Linked DNA regions of Homo sapiens: region 2 is linked to region 1. The links are chromatin loops, found by intact Hi-C in ENCODE. Cell type or tissue: dorsolateral prefrontal cortex. All regions are shown on one strand.

Evidence for each region. Hi-C counts contacts between places; a loop is a spot of excess contacts. Peaks named below come from ENCODE experiments on the same cell type or tissue, not always from the same donor. Only the 100,000 strongest peaks of a DNase experiment are listed, where the experiment ranks them.
Region 2: it touches region 1 in a loop (3-fold over the local background); 4 of 110 quality-filtered maps call a loop at or near these places.

The regions. Positions count from the first base shown.
Region 1 is chr13:46,016,098-46,018,597 of GRCh38, reverse strand. The region is part of intron 5 of ZC3H13 (zinc finger CCCH-type containing 13); the gene reads left to right. Among named protein-coding and RNA genes, the nearest start is that of ZC3H13, 35 kb to the left of the region's middle. In dorsolateral prefrontal cortex, no CTCF peak of the experiment used is centred here; no DNase peak of the experiment used is centred here.
Region 2 is chr13:46,121,744-46,124,243 of GRCh38, reverse strand. No RefSeq gene overlaps it. Among named protein-coding and RNA genes, the nearest start is that of CPB2, 18 kb to the right of the region's middle. In dorsolateral prefrontal cortex, no CTCF peak of the experiment used is centred here; a DNase peak (open chromatin) is centred at 1,123; H3K4me3 peaks cover 606 bases; H3K27ac peaks cover 2,500 bases.

The sequences.
Region 1 (2,500 bases):
ACTAAGTTTTTATTTGTGCCTAAACTTTTTTACTTCCCTCTTATTCTGTGTAAGAGGCCTCCTTCCTGCTGTATAAGGTTGATGAATAATTCCCTTGTATTGTAGATCTGATTTCCTCCTGCCTCAGCAATCTTGTTCATTTGTGATACACTCTCTTCTATATCTTTAACATCCATTTTCTCTCCTCCCTATTTTACTGTTAGTCACTATCCTGCTTATCCCCACTTAACAACTAAATTCTTAAAACAGTTCTGTGCCTTACTGTTTCTACTTGATACTGTTTCACCTGATACTTATTATTCAGTCTTCTGACCCAACTCTCCACTAAAACTGCTTTTCAAAGTCACTAATGACCTCCTCATTGCAGAATAAATGGAGATGTACTTGTTACTATCCTAAATGGCCGTCTGCAGCATTTGACACATCAAGAGCTCCTGTTTTCTTGAAAAAGACTCTTCTTTTGGCTTCTATTTATCACTCTTCAGTTTTGTATCTTCCTGTTCAAGCCCTTCAGTCTTACACGGAGGCTCCTTGTATTCTGTGTGCCCCTTAAATGTTGATTCCCAAGGATTTGCACTTAACTATATTCTTTTAAAAAATCTAAAGTGATTTTATTTCAAGAGCCTTTTATATAGGAAATTCTTTTAAAAGGTGAGTGTAAATGTCTTTAATAAGAATTTCTTATGCTTTTCCTTGATTGAAACGCACAGTTTTTGACCATTGTGTATCTCTGTGATTTGAAAGTATCTGTTGAGGGAATATTGAAGCATTGAGTTAAGTGCCCCACTCCCTGGATAGTGAGACTAAACTGGTTTCATAGACTTACCTTCTGCATTGTTATTCTATCTGGAATAACAATTTTAGCTGGATTCAGAAAAAATTGGTATATTTATAAACTTTCTGGTTTTTAGGCCACTTTTATATGCTTTTTCAGAACCCCCAAATAACTTTTATCCTTGTGTATTTTATGTTTCCATAACTGCCATATTATGAACCTGAGAAAATTTTTTAATATTTATGTATTCATTCATTTAACAATGACATATAAAAATCCATTATATGCTTTTATGAAAAATAACTATTTTGCAAAGCAAAAAATAATAATTGTGAGGAGGTGGCAGTGTTTTGCATCATTTTGCAAATTGTTTTAATATCTGGCTTAATAGTTGATAGGTAGATTTTCTTACCTGCTTCTACATTCCACCTGTTAACCACATCACATATTCTGGGAAACTCCACTATCTACTCATGGGAGAATGAGTACACCAGGCAAACAATGTAGTGTTATAGAAATAGTCTGATTTTGTAGAACTCCTGAAATTGTCTCAGGGACCTCCTAGGTATCCTCAGACCACTCTCTGAGAATCACTTGTCTGTAAGAACAGCTTTTAAAACTTGGTTGTTTTCCTGTTACCTAGCCATCTTCTTTTCTCACTTTCAATTTTTCCTTCTAGATGAAATCATGCACCCAGTGCTTCATTAACGTCGTACGTGTAGTGACTCCAAAATCTGGAGCTCTCAATTTAGCATTGACCAACTGGGCATCTCCATCTGAGTTATGTATCTTAAGGGCATCACTTTTCCTACCAGATACCAACAGTCCTGAGAGTCATCACTGACACTTCTTTCCCTCCACCCAGGCATTACCAGATAGATATTTTTATGTACCCAATACCATTGAAAACCATCTGTTTCTCTTGATATACTACTAATATTCTAGTTCTTAAGGTATTTATTTATTGCCTATAAATAGATTTTACCAAAATAACCTCCTAATCCCATCCCTTGCTTATAGTCTTGTCTCCTAATTAATCCCCCACTTTAAAGCAAGAATAATCTTTCTTACAAAGTTTTTCTACTGAAGTATACTATACGTTCAGAGGAATGCACAATACATGTGTCCAACCCATTGGATGTTCACAGACTGAACACATTTGTAAAACCACTCAAATCAGTAAGTAGGAAATTACTAGTTTCCCATAGTCCCCTTGTGTTTTCTTCTAGTCACTCCTCCCTACCCTCACCCCTCAAAGGTAACTACTGTCCTGATTTCTAGCACCATTGATTAGTTTTGTGTGTTTGAGCTCCATATAAATGGAATTGACAGCATGTACTCTTTTTGTGCCTAGCTTCTTTTGTTAACAGTATTATCTGAGATTGTACTTTATTTCACATATCATTCATTAATTGTTATTGCATCATTCTTATTGCTATATAGTGTTTTATTGTATGAATATGCCATAATTTAGTCTACTGTTGATGAACATTCAAGTAATTCCCAGTTTGGTGCTATTATGCATAATAAGGTGCTATTACTATTCTTAAACATATTTTTTGGTAAACATGTACAGACACATATCAATTTCTCTTGAGTTTATGGTTCGAAGTGGAATTGCTGGGCTGTGGAGTGTGAATGTGTTCCTCTTTAGTAGATAATTTCAGATCAAAAATGGTTGTTCCAGTTAACCATACGGTGTTTTTGCCTTTTTCATCATAGCTG
Region 2 (2,500 bases), 110 kb before region 1:
ATACCGTGTCTCGGATGCTGTTTCATATTGGTGCATACAGACCTACTTCAATCTTTCCAACAGGTACATGGTCTTCTACTATATAGGCATACCAAACTCCATTTAACCAGTGGTCTCTAAATAGATATTTAAGTTGTTTTAATCTTCTGCCCCGAAAATAAGGCCACAATGGATAATATTATACCCACTTCTTGAGCACAGAATGTTAATTTTAATTCAACAGGTACTTATCAAGTTCCTTCTCTAGCAAAAATATAGCACATTGGGTAGTCAGACATGGATCCTCTTAAGTTTCCTCAAGTTATTTTATTAAAAACCCTAAGCTGGGACAGATGCTTTAGCCAATCCAAACTTCTCTGTTTTATGTCTAAAGAAGCGTGTTAACCAGCACGCATGCACACATAAACCATAATAAAAAGCAGAATGTGATCAATGCGATAACAAATTTCTAAATTAAATATCATGGGACCTCAGGGAAAAAATTAATTCTGAATATAGGATCAACAAAAGTTTTTGGAAGAATTCAGTTGTGATGAATGAGAAGTGGGCAGGAACTGGGCCTTACTCTTGCTGTTGTTCCCTACAGAACCAGGGACATTTCTAGATTTTTAGTAAGAGTTTCGTAAGTTTTAAAAAATTGATTTATATTAGTTATAAACAAATGTTTCCTGAATGTAGGAAATGCTGAACAGAAAGAAGTAATTGTGAGATAAGTTGTGAAATAGACCTACCTGCGGAGTATTTAGAATAGAATGGATTCCTGTCTGGAAATTATGACATCTGGGTTGGTCTGATGCAATGCATTGGATTATATGACCTTTTAAAGTATCAGTCAACTTAGTGATTTTGTTCACCTAGACTCACATTCACACACACACACACACACACACACACACACACACACACACACACACAGCCCTAGTCTGTCCCTGGGAGCACAGTTGTGATCTCCATTGTAAAGACCGGGTAAACTCTTAGCCTGCCTTAGATCAGCCTATTTCAGACTGAGGCTTAAGGCACGGGACATTTCCATGTGCTCTCAGTCCTTGGGATGAGCCCTGGGCCCACCTTCCTTACATTTACTATGCCTGTCGTCACTGACCTCTGTTCTTTGTTCCACCCAGTGTGCAGATGGGCTTGCAGTAAACGCCAGCAGTGCTATCTTCGTGAACTTGGCATTGTTTTGCCCAGTACGTTCCTGCCAATTTCATGATCCAGAAAGCAGAGCTGATGCTCAGAACAAGTTAGAGGCATTGACCGATCCTCTTATGCAATCTAGTCACTTTGACAGTTTCCTAATAAAATTCCTGTAATTAAATTTTAAGCTGTCAAAGAGGGCTCTTACTCAGTATGCTTTCTCCCTATTTCTGAAAGACAGTTTACCAACTGAGCCTGTGAATGAGTGACAAAAAGAAAACTGCGTAAATGTTTTCTCATGCCTAACATCTACATATATTTAATAACCCACATCAGGCCAGGGACAAAAACAGGTAACCTAGTCATTGCCCAGCATGTCACCATTAACAACTCAGAGACAGGTCAGTAAAATGACAGGAATTTTTTATTTTATTTGGCAAGTTGGAATTGGAGAGTTCCACTTAAACATATATTTTCGTTAATGGAAATCTAATATACATCATTTAGAGAATTAGAATGCACACAAACACTGAATTCTGAAGGTATACGGAAGCTAACATAAAAACTGTTGATTCAGCAGTCATTTCTGGACTTGTCTACACCATGGGTCCACTGTTATAAGTCGCAATGTTCAAACCTGCTTGCTCTAAGTGTAGTGCTCAGACCGGGGGCATCTAGGAGCCGGTTAGAAGTGCTGAATCTCAGCCCTTACCCCAGACGTACTGAATCAGAATCTGCATTTTAATAAGATTCCTACGCACATTAAAGTTTGAGAAATGCTGTCCTAGAAGAATAAAGGTCTCGTTAAAAGATCTACAGTTGATGGAAGGCTAAATTAGGCTCTTTTAAATTAAATTACACTTTCTCACTTACACTGGACTCGAGAGAGTGAAATAACTTCCCATGAATGTTTCCCGATCATCAGTATTCACTTGATGTGGCCAGAGTGGCTCTTCCCTCTGTTTGGGTACTTCCTCCACCACCCAGCTTTGCCCTTTGCTGTGCCCCTTCCCTTGGTTTCCCCCTTCCAGGTGGCACTCGCTCTAAGAAGCTGATCTTCTGGTCCTGCTGGCACCTGCATTGTGTCTCTTGACATGATCTCTTGCCAGCTGCCCAGGGCTGCCTCTTTAATAGATCTGACCCAGTTTGTGCCACGTCACTCAAGTCTTCCCTCTTATCCCTCCACCGCCTGTCAAACTGGCTTTTCTCCCACCATGCCTGGAGCAATCTCTCTATGACTTCCAGTGACAGGGAACTCATTAAATAGTAAACCATTACTATTCCAAGGCCCTGCAGTGTCTACTCTTAACCCCCTAAGCAGGCACTTTGCAATGACTTTCTGGGGTTACAATAGCCTCATTGT